Regions from separate parts of the Mus musculus genome. Here region 1 is linked to region 2. Evidence: chromatin loops called from intact Hi-C (ENCODE). Cell type or tissue: left cerebral cortex. All regions are shown on one strand. Each heading gives the region's core, and the rest is flanking DNA. Links, peaks and the distances in the headings are about the cores only.

The links. Peaks named below come from ENCODE experiments on the same cell type or tissue, not always from the same donor. Only the 100,000 strongest peaks of a DNase experiment are listed, where the experiment ranks them.
Region 1: it touches region 2 in a loop (2.1-fold over the local background); 1 of 42 quality-filtered maps calls a loop at or near these places.

Annotation. Positions count from the first base shown.
Region 1 is chr9:44,451,074-44,456,440 of GRCm38, forward strand. Upk2 (uroplakin 2) reads right to left here and starts at 3,694. Exons shown (of 5, transcript NM_009476.2): 1 at 3,558-3,694; 2 at 2,989-3,120; 3 at 2,722-2,860; 4 at 2,410-2,480; 5 at 1,642-2,036. The coding sequence starts at 3,633. The coding sequence ends at 1,900. In left cerebral cortex, for the core only: CTCF peaks have their summits at 3,236 (motif pointing right) and 3,950 (motif pointing right); DNase peaks (open chromatin) are centred at 3,264 and 4,064.
Region 2 is chr9:44,601,861-44,607,227 of GRCm38, forward strand. Ddx6 (DEAD (Asp-Glu-Ala-Asp) box polypeptide 6) reads left to right here and starts at 3,032. Exons shown (of 14, transcript NM_181324.3): 1 at 3,032-3,092; 2 at 5,263-5,367. In left cerebral cortex, for the core only: a CTCF peak has its summit at 2,546; DNase peaks (open chromatin) are centred at 1,789, 2,194, 2,746, 3,281 and 2 more places; H3K4me3 peaks cover 3,466 bases; H3K27ac peaks cover 2,720 bases.

The sequences.
Region 1 (5,367 bases), core at 158-5,157, 150 kb before region 2:
TTGAACTGGAGTCCTTCGGCCTGCCTGGCAGGAGCCTTACCTGTTGAGCTATCTCACTTCCCTTTGTATTTGTTTTGTTTTTGAGATAGGGTCTCTTGGACTCAGCCAATAAAGGCTAGGTTCACAACCAAAAAATATGAGAGATATAGGGTCTTTCTGTGTAGCCCAGGCTGTTCTGGATCTCACTATAAAGCCTAGGGTGGCCTTGAACTTGGGCAATCTTCCTCAACCTCCCAAGAGTTGAAATCAACAACCATTTACTGAGTACCTACTGTGTCTGTCATCAGCACTATAGAACCAGCCGTCATAGATCAAAGATCACGACAAGATCTTTGTCCCAAGATCAAAGTAGCTGGTCTCAGGGAACTTGCGGTCTGGAGGAGGGGACAGCGGAGTCATCACACACACAGTTGTGAGCCTGTGTGTGTACCACTGTGGGGCAGGATAGGAATTAGAGGGTGGAGGAAGGGGTTGATGAAGGTTAGACACTTCCCCGGGGAAGGGGCAGTGAGCTATGAAAACGGGAGTCACAAGGGCAGTCTAGGCACACAGAATCCTCTGTGCAAAGGCCCTGTGGCAAGAAAGAAAAGAGGCTCCTGAGGCATGCTGGGAAAAGCTGAGGGGAAGCTGTGTATTTCAGCTCTGGCCCTAAGATCACCTTACACATTGGGGTGTTCACCCTACAAGCAAAGTAAAGATCACGGCTTCCCATCAGGAACACATCGTGGGGAGGACAAAAACAAAGGAGATGCCTCAGTGGCCTACCTCAGTGGTTAACTGTGTGTGGTGAAACCCCGAAACCCGCATCTGATCCTTGGGACCCACGTGGAAGGAGTGAATGGATGCCCCAAAAGTTGTCCTCAATGTATCCAACATACTATATGCACATTCACACTCGAAAGATAAAACCGTTAGTTGGGTGATGGAGAGCCAGGTGGACCTCTGTGAGTTCGAGGTCAGCCTGGTCTACAAAGAGCTCTAGGACAGCCAGAGCTACACAGAGAAACCCTGCTTCAAAAAAACAAAAACAGGGGTTGGGGATTTAGCTCAGTGGTAGAGCACTTGCCTAGCAAGCTCAAGGCCCTGGGTTTGGTCCTCAGCTCTGGAAAACAAACAAACAAATAAAAACAAGCAAATAAATAAATAAATAAATAAATAAAACTTTTATAGAACAAAACTATATTTTAAAAATGGACGAGGGTGACACTGCCTGTTTACCACAGTTGTGGTCCCCCCCCCCTTCCAGGGAGCTTCCGTCCACCTCGGCTCTAGGGTCTAGAACCGTTTAGCATGTTCTTCACCCAGGCTCCAGGGCCTGCCCTGTTTGTGTTTTCTCTAGTTCTTCCCTAGTTCTGTCAGCTTCCCAGTCACCCTCACATGGTGATCCAGCTTCTACCCCCTGCCCAACTCAGACTCCTGCTTGGGTCATCTACTGAGTGCAGGATGCAAAACCCAAGCCCTAGGTCTGGGGCTTGGAGGGCTTTCATTATCTCTGCCTCTGCTTGCCTCCCTCCTGGGAAAAGTCACCCTTGGGGTTTGGGGATAGAGAGAATGACATGCACGTGACCTTGACATTGGTACTTTTGATATGTGCATAAGAGGACCAGCTAAAGGGGTGACTCACATAGACATGGTCGGAGATGAGACATACTACGTGGGTCAGCCTTTATTGTGAGAATTAAGTACAGTTAAGAGATAAATCAGTGTTGGCAGGATTGCAGTGGGGCTAGCAGGGAGTGCTGCAAGGTGAGACAGGGAGCAGGGAGGGGGCACTGTCAGGAGTGGACTCGAGGAGGGGGCGGGGAGAGGGAAGAAAAGCCACTGAGAAGCCAGTGACTACAGCCTGGCAGGAGGCAGGCTGGACTTCTTGGAGGAGCCTGGGATGCAGGAGAGCCCTTCTCATTTGCGGGCACCCAGTGCCAGGGCAACAATAAGACCCACGACCAACAGGAACATGGCCACAGACAGCAGCACTGTGATGACCACCATCCCTCCTGTCCGGGCCATTCCTAACCCAATAGACTCCATGTTTTTTCCTGTCAGAAGAAGATGGGAGAACCTCTGTGAGTTGAAGGGGTTCCTAGGTAGCTCCTGTGGTTCACAGCTTAGCCCAGCCATCCAAGTAGCCGCCAGCATCAGTTCAACTGGTCATCCAGCCAACCAGTCAAGCAAACATAGACCCCCCTCACAGCAACACTTAGGAGCCACCAAGGAGGACATCATCCCTCTGCACAAGGAACCTCTAGTGCAGAGATGATTGAACAGGACAGGAGGTGGCCATACCAAATACTGGGGGGTTGGGGCGGGGGAGAGAGAGCGACTGAGCGCTCAGAAAACAGTTTATCTAACTTGCTCTAGGAGAAAAAAGTCGGAGCTTAGGGAAGTGTGAGAGACGGGCATTTTACTTACGAGGAAGCGTGGACATGGGAGTCTCTGGACTGGACTCGGTGGATGTCCCCTTCTGTACTCGGTAGGATATGCTTTAGAGGCAGGAGTTGAGAGAAAGCAGAGATTGTACGTATCTGGCACTCGGGAGGAGGGGTTCCAGCCTCCACCTTCTAGCTATGTGTCCCATCTGGGCCCTCCTGGGGTCCAGGTTCACATTTCCTACCCTTTAGCTGTGCCCTCTCTAACTCATGCTTCCTGGCACTTCCCCACCCTCACGGGACCTCCACTTCCCTTTTTTGCATCCCACCTCCACAGGTGTCCATCGGTACCTACTAGTATTTGGTTCCTGGTGTTAGGTTTGTCACCTGATATGCGCTGAGCCTTGTGACGGTGTAGCCAGACCCACTGTCCACCACGCTCACAAGCTCCCTGCGCCCGCGACATGGAGGCACCACAAAGTCTGACTTAACCACTGAGGGGAAATAGGAGTGAAAGGCAAGATCAGATTTCTAGCAGTCCACTCTTGTAGAACGGGCAGCTCTTGGGTATCGTTAAGAGGGGTTACGACGAGTAGAATAAATGGGTACAAGGGAGGTCTACCTTTGCTGTCGTTGGCTCTCCGGACCATCAATGTGGCATTACCTCCCGTGAGGTGACATGGGGGCAAGGCAATTAACAGGCTTTCTGTTAGCGCCGGAGACAGCAGACCAGAGAGGCTTGAGATGTTGAAGTCTGTTAGGGAGCCGAGAGGGAACTCAGGAGTTAGCCCCCTCTTAACTCAGAGCTGGCGGGGTGGGTGGGTGGTCATTGCTAAGGGTGCAGAGACAGAAGAGGAGCGTGTGGATCTGACCACCAGATGGCAGGCTTGAGCTGCAGATGGTGGGTACGCCGCGCTGTTTGGGAGCCAGACTAGACCATGGCACCCAGACTAGACCATGGCACCCAGTCAGTCCCCAGTCTCGCCCAACTCACACAAACCTTGGACACTTACCCAAATTTCTTGACTCCTGGATCTGGAAGAAGCCCAGGAATTTGTCACCTGATCCCTACCACTAGTAACTCTCAACCCCAACCAGCTAGACCAACATTCTGTCCTTGAGAGCCCTGGGGAGACAATGCTCCCTGTCTAGCGCTCTGAAACCCTCCTCGCTCCCACCAGCAATAGAGACCTGCAGTCCCCGGAGCCAGGACAGCCAGCAGAATCAGGATCAGGGGCAAGGTCTGGACAGGCAGTGTGGATGCCATACTGCGCTGGGAACTGGATCCTGGAACAGGTGCTGACAGGCTGGGGTTTCCTGGGGCCAATGAGGCCCTGCCCCAGGATAGCTGATTTTGTCTCGGAGTGGGAGGGGCTGCTGGGAATCCAGTCCAACTTGCCCCTTGGGCACTGTAGCCTCAGGGAGGGGCCCCAGACAGGTTTTTCAGGCTGGGGAGCTGGCCCTCGGGCCTAAAGGGGGATGCTCTGGCTGGGTCCTGGCAGCTTAGTTAGCTGCAGGGGAGTATGGCTCTTTCTGGAACTCCCGCGACTGAAGGACAGAGTTCCTCTGTCTGAGTGTCTGCCTCCTGGACTGTAGAGGGTGCTGTCTCCAAGGAGGTAGGCGTTTTCCTAGGAGAGCCATGAGTTCTAAAATTGCCCTGGTGTGTAGGTGTAGGAAAAGCCCCAAGGGTTGAAAGGGCTTTGGCTAGTAAGGATGGGAGAGGAGGGGGTTGGTTAGGTAGGGTGGGGATAGCAGAGCCTGAGATCCAATTCTAGTATTTAACTGAGGCCTAAGAAACTGCGACTCTGGGAGAAGCGGAGGGTATCAGTGTGAGCCTTCAGATTTCTCCAGAAGGTGGAGACAAGGGAAGTTAGTGAAGGCTTCCAGGTAAACGCAGGTCCAGTCCAGCAAGGCTAGTGGGCAGTGGAGTAGATACAAACAGACTTGGACAGCAAGCGGTTGTGCAACGGGTAGCGAGTAAAGCAGGAAAACCTTAGGAAACAAGACCAGGGGCTGGGCGATGGTGGCGAATGCCTTTAATCCCAGCACTTGGGAGGAAGGTGGATTTCTGAGTTTGAGGCCAGCCTGGTCTACAGAGTGAGTTCCAGGACAGCTAGGGCTACAAAGAGAAACCTTATGTTAAAAAAAAAAAAAAAAAAAAGCAAAAACAAAAACAAAGCAAAAAGTAGCAACAACAAAACCCTTCAAGACAAAAACAATCCTGTAACCAGGAGCAGAGGAGGTGGAGGGCTGGGGTGTGGCTCAGCGGTGGACTGTGTGCAGGTCGCTCTGGGGTTCGATGCCTGGGACAACAGTTGGGGAAGAAACACCATCAGCAGCCACAGCTCCTCTGGTTCTCTCCTGCCCCAGGCTAACTGGGAGAACTGATGGAGGTTCTCCAGCCATGGACGAGTGACGTGGCCCCACTCAGTCACCTCTCCTCTAGACGCTGGCCAGGGGGCTCTGCATGCCCTCCTGAAAGGCACTGCTTTTTATAGATGCAGAACCTGAGACTCAGGTTGTCACTGCAAAGTGGCTGCAGGGGTGTGGGTGTCTCAGCTAGGTGAACTCGATAGGACCTGAGCTCAGACCGTCAGGGTCTGCTCCAGGAACCACCCATTTTCCCCAACCCCAGAGAAAGGTCCTAGTGGAAAAGTGGGGGCCACTGAAGGGCTGATGGGGTTCTGTCCTTTCCCCCATGCTGGGTGGACTTAAAGTCTGCAATGTGTGTAGGGGGTAGAAGACAACAGAACCTGGGGGCTCCGGCTGGGAGCAGGAGGAACTCTCACCAGACGATCTCCAAATTTACTGTGCAATGGACGATCAGGAAACTGGTTCAGATGTAGCTTCTGATACAGTGGGTCTGAGGTAAAACCCGAAACTTAATTTCTTTCAAAAATTTAAAGTTGCATTTATTATTTTATATGTGTGCCCATATGTGTGCCACAGTGTCTATGTGGAGGTCAGAGGGCAAGTTGTGGGCATTGGCTCTCTCCTTTCA
Region 2 (5,367 bases), core at 96-5,095:
TAAACACTAAACAATTTCCTCAGTCCCCCCCCCCCCCCTTTAAAAAAATACATGGCCTCATTGTGTACCCCTAGCTGGCCTGGGACTATGTAGGCCAGGCTGGCCTCAAACTCACAAAGATTCACCTGACTATCTCCCAAGTGCTGGGATTAAGGGCACTTGGGCAACAGAAGCCTGGTCCAAAAAAGTATTTTTATGGAGATTAATAATTACAATTCACCTTAAAATAAGAATGGGGGGGGGGAGGTGAAGAATCAGGGCAAGAGATTTAGCTTAGTGCTAATCTATTTGAATTAGGGAGAAAAAAATGTGTCATAAAACTGAACCCACATTAAAAAAAAAAAAAAAGTCTGGCCACATGGAGTCGGAGACATCTTTAATCCCAGCAGCAAGAGGTAGAGGCAGGTGAATCTCTGTGAGTTTGAGGCTAGCCTGGTCTGCAGAGTGAGTTCAGGACAGCCAGGGCAACAGAGAAACTCTGTCTGGAAACATAACAAAACAAAACGCAGAAAGGAAGGAAGGAGAAAGAAACAAGTAGAAAGGGAAAGAGTGACAGAGGGAGGGAGAAACGTGAGTTGGAGAGATGGCCAAGCAGTTAAGAACTGCGGGGGAGGGGGGGGGGCTGGAGAGATGGCTCATCGGTTAAGAGCACTGACTGCTCTTCCAGAGGTCCTGAGTTCAATTCCCAGCAACCACATGGTGGCTCACAACCATCTGTAATGGGATCTGATGCCCTCTTCTTGTGTGTCTGAAGACAGCTACAGTGTACTCATATATATAATAAATCTTTATAAAAGATTATTATATATATAATAAATCTTTAAAAAAAATAAATAACTGAGGCCGGGTGGTGGTGGCACACACCTTTAATTCCAGCACTTGGGAGGCAGAGGCAGGATTTCTGAGTTCGAGGCCAGCCTGGTCTACAAAGTGAGTTCCAGGACAGCCAGGGCTATACAGAGAAACCCTGTCTCGAAAAACCAAAAAACCAAAACCAAAACCAAACCAAAACAAAAAAACCCCCACAGGCTGCACTTGCGAACAGCATGGTTCATTTCCAGCACCTACATGGTAGCTCACAATCATGTTACTCCAGCTCCAAGGGATCAGAGGACCCCTTCCGGCCTCCTCAGTTCCCAGGCACACATGGTAAACAGATATACAGGTCCCCATACACATCAAATAAAATAAACTTTAAGAGAAATAAAAACAATTTTTAGGTCAGGGGTTGGTGGCGAATGCACTTAGGAGGCAGAGGCAGGTGTCCCTATGAGCTCGAGGACAGCCTGGACTATACAGAGTGAGTTCCAGGACAGCCAGAGCTACACAGAGAAATTGTCTTAAAACCAACCAAGCAAGCAAAAGGGGCAAACAAAGCCTCATAGCTTTTCCTAAGAGATCACTTAGCTTCTCTCCAGAGTGAACACAAGGTATGGGCCTATTCCCTTGCAGGAGTAGCTATTTTAAAATCTGGGTGGGAGATAAAAATGCTTTAAACTCAGAATTGCAAAAAGCATCACCATCATCATAATACATTAAGAGTGCTGGGTGTGGTGGCACAAATGACAACTGGCTATTATTCTACTCTGTGCTTGCTATGGCAAGCATGCACTGGAGTTTGGTAGACTTGGGCTCTCAAGTAAAAAACAAAAAACAAAAAACAGGAGAGCGCAGCGGTTTAAAAGGGGGGGGGGGGCTTCAGACTTATTCTGATTGGATGTTGCTAGCTAAGAAGCAGGAGGGCTGGAAGCAGGGAGTCATTGGTTTAGAGAGCATATTTGGCTTTCTCTGATTGGTCTCAAGTTGGAAGCAGCGGTAAAAATATGGAAGCTGCAAGTCAGTGACTAAGTACTGACTGTCCAGGATTCCCTAACGTCGGTGTTTAGTAAGGAATCGCACTGTCCCAAAGGGTTTAACCACTGTCAGTATTTCCAGCCCTCCAGCAGCGTAAGACGCGAGTTTTTAACTTTCTCCGGCCCAGCTCGATTTTTACTTAACAAACAAAAAAGTTTGTTTTGCTTGGAACAAGACGACTTTCTAGGTTAAGGATAAGACATCAGGATCCGAGAATCATAGAAACAAACGCACAAATATCTGCAGTAAGGGTCAGGCAGGAGAATCTACGGGTCTCCCATTTGCACAGCGAGCCCTCACTGGTAGAGGCGATCCGCCCTTCTTTCTAGAAGAGTGCCACTGCGGGCAGGAGCAAAGGGTCACCTCGCCTGCACTCCGGGTTTGATAGCCCACGACCGAGGGCGCGCTCCCGGCTCACTGCTTCCCCCGGTGCCCCTTCCCGCTCCCTCTCAGACAGCATCGGCCCCAAAGGCCCCACTTTTCTGCACGCCCTGGCCTCGCAGCGTCCTCCCGGCCATCCCAGCTCAGCTTCCGGACCCGCGCAGGCTGCCCTCCGAGTGTGTCCGAGGTCAGCAGTCAGCAGACGTCCCCTCCGGCCCGGGACCCGTCAGCCCAGCTCCGAAGGGACGAACGAAGGCAAGGGCGACAGTCCTCGGCCACCGCCATTCATTTCCCCAGCGGTCTCGTCAGCTCTGCAGGCAAGCCCTCTCGCCCGTCCGTCCATCCGTCCGTCCCTCCGTCCCGAAAGCAACCCCGTGTTTCCCTGAGCTCGGCCCCGTCAAAGGCCGGTCTCTCCCGACCCTCGCCCGCCGCGCCCAGGAAGCCGTGACGCCGCGGCGGCTGCAGCTGCAGCGGCCGAGCTCTCGCCATCTTGTGTGGAGGAGGAGGAGCCGCGGCCGCCGCCATGCGGAGCGGCTGGGAAGGAGGGAGGGAGGCGACGGCGGCGGGCGAGGGAGGGGGCAGAGCAGCAGAGTCAGCTCAGCCCGGCGGCGGCGACATCGGGGGCGCCGGCACAGCGGGCGCCGGCCGAGGTAGTGCGGGGTGGCGGCGGCGGCGGCGGCGGCGAGCTGCGCGGGCAGCGAGCGTCGCGGCGGGGGCGGGGCGGGGCGGCGGGCGTCGCGGCGAGGGGCCGGGTGGGGGCGGGCGGAGGTTTCCGAGGAGGAAGGAGCCGCCGCCATTTTGGGAGCTTCGAGTCAACAATAAAGGACCGAGGGTGCGGAGCGGGAGTGGCCTCGGTGGTAGGACTCGGGCCCGAGCCGCGGGGCGTGGGGTGAGGCGGCGTGGTCGGGGTCGGCAGGATCCTGAGGGTATCAGGGAGCCCCCTTCGGGCAGAAGCCCGAGGCCCAGGCCTGGCCCGGGAGGACGGGCGGGTGGCCGCTGAGAAGAGCGGGGGCGGCGGAGAGGAGTGGAACCGAGGAATGTGGCGTGTGCGGGGTATGGAGGAGGAGCGGCGGGGAGCTCTGGACGAGCGGTGCGGTAGACGGGAGCGGGGACGGAACACCGGCCGGGACACCCGAGTGAGGTTGGGAGTGCGAGGCAGGGCAGCCCTGCGGGGGGTGGCAGGGCTGTGCTGGCCGGGGACTCGGCTGGGAGAGGAGCCGCGGCTGCTCGCTTGCAAGTAGGCCTTGCAGGTTGGTGGGGACAGAGGGTTTGGGGGAGACTCGGCGGCGTAAGAGGGGAGGAGAGGCGGTCCAGTTTCGGGGTTCTCTTCCGGGCCTTCTGAGGGGGGGGAGTCCCTATTGTTTCCCACTCGCAGAGCTGGTTCCGGCTCTTGTGGCGCAGATAGGATTGCAGGGCAGAAACCCTTTTGCTTTTTGATCCGAGGGAGCTGGGTTTGAAGCGAGGGAAGTTGGGGGAGGGGGCGAGGAATTATTGCCTTACGGTTACCGGACTCCGATTCTTGGCTTAGGGTTTTCCCTTCGCCATAGCCCCCCTTTACCTTCGTAAGAACCCCAATCACTCCTACTTCCTGTTGAGGCGTATAGAAATCGCCCTGTATTTGCAAACAAAAGCCCTTGTTGGAGCTTATGGGACTGTTTTAGGTGTGAAAACTGTCAATTGCTAACCACGGTCTGGGCCCTGCTGTAATTAACTCTGCCAGGGGCTCCTCCCAACTAAGTCTTATGTTCCTTCGTGGTTTTGTTTTAGGAATATAACTTGCAAATCTAAATTGGGAAGGGGTAGGACGAAAAATTTCCCACTGAGCCATAAAGCTGCAGTGCAGGTATCCGTTTCTGGAGGGAGCAGTTATCGAAGTCTCTGGGTTTAAGGCGCTAGGAGGTTTTACTGTGCTTGATTGACAGTACTGATGGTGTCGGTTAGGATTCAGAGGTTGCCCCCTTCATCCTCTTAGTGCTGTACAAACAGTAAGCCTTCCTGTTTGACGGACCTGATACTGTTGATCGTATGCTGTCAATACAGAAAATACCTATTGAGATAACAAATAAACAATTTAATGTGATAGAAGCATTTGTGAGCAAGTTGATGTATTTAACTTGAGATATCTTTTGACTTCTAAATTATGGATTTGGGATACTTGGTTTGAGGCAAAGATAACCAGTACTAATTAAGCTAGTGTTTCGGGTGCCAGTGAAATGTAAGGGGGTTACAAAATAAAACTGAAGGAGTTGGACTTATACTTACAAGTCCTTAGTAATATTTTATTTACCAAATTTTGAGAATTCCATTTGGGGAACAATTTAAAGTAGAGGAGGTTGACCAACTCTTTCTTAAAATAACTGTTAATTAGACGCTGTATTCTAGGTGATTTGGGAGAATTTTATTAAACCTGTAAGTTTAACTCTCTGGTATTTCTTTCCCCCTTAACTACAGGACTCCCCGCCCCCACCTTTGAACTTTATTTTGAAAAGTGTTGTATTAAAAGGCAGCACTAACAGCTTTCAACTTTTTTTTTGAAAAGTCTTCTCGTTTTAAGGTTTTTGGTTTCTGTCAGAAATAGAAAAAAAGTTAATAACTTGTCTTGGTCAAATCTAGATGTACATTAAGTAAATTGAGTGATATTTCAAGTCTTAATGCAATTAAACGTAATGACTTTTAAAGGTGGCAGGACTTCGAATTCATCAGGGGCGATTGGAGAACAGATTGTTATTTGAGAGTGAATTTGAATTTTATCAATAGTATCTTTCTGCCTCACTTTCTCTAAGTTTCTTTGATCTTGGAATTTTAAATGTTTGAGGTTAGATTTTTTTTTTTTTTTTTTTTTTTTTTTGTAGATTGGGTTTTTTAAGGCAGTTCTTCGATGTGTCTTTCTTATCTCAAGTAGTGATTTGGCCTGAGTGTGGCTGTTAGTGGTTCTCTAGAAGGTGAGCATTCTAAAGGAGCTCTTTAAAAGGGAACAATTTTCCCCCAACTTTGTTGTCTGCTAATTTAATTTTTTCTTTGTTTCAGATTGAAGTGAGTGAATTCAGATATAATTCAAGCTTGTTAGAGGGCTTTAAAAAAAAAAGTTGATTCGGTGCATGAAAGCAAGTTAACTACTGCTGCTCACCGTTG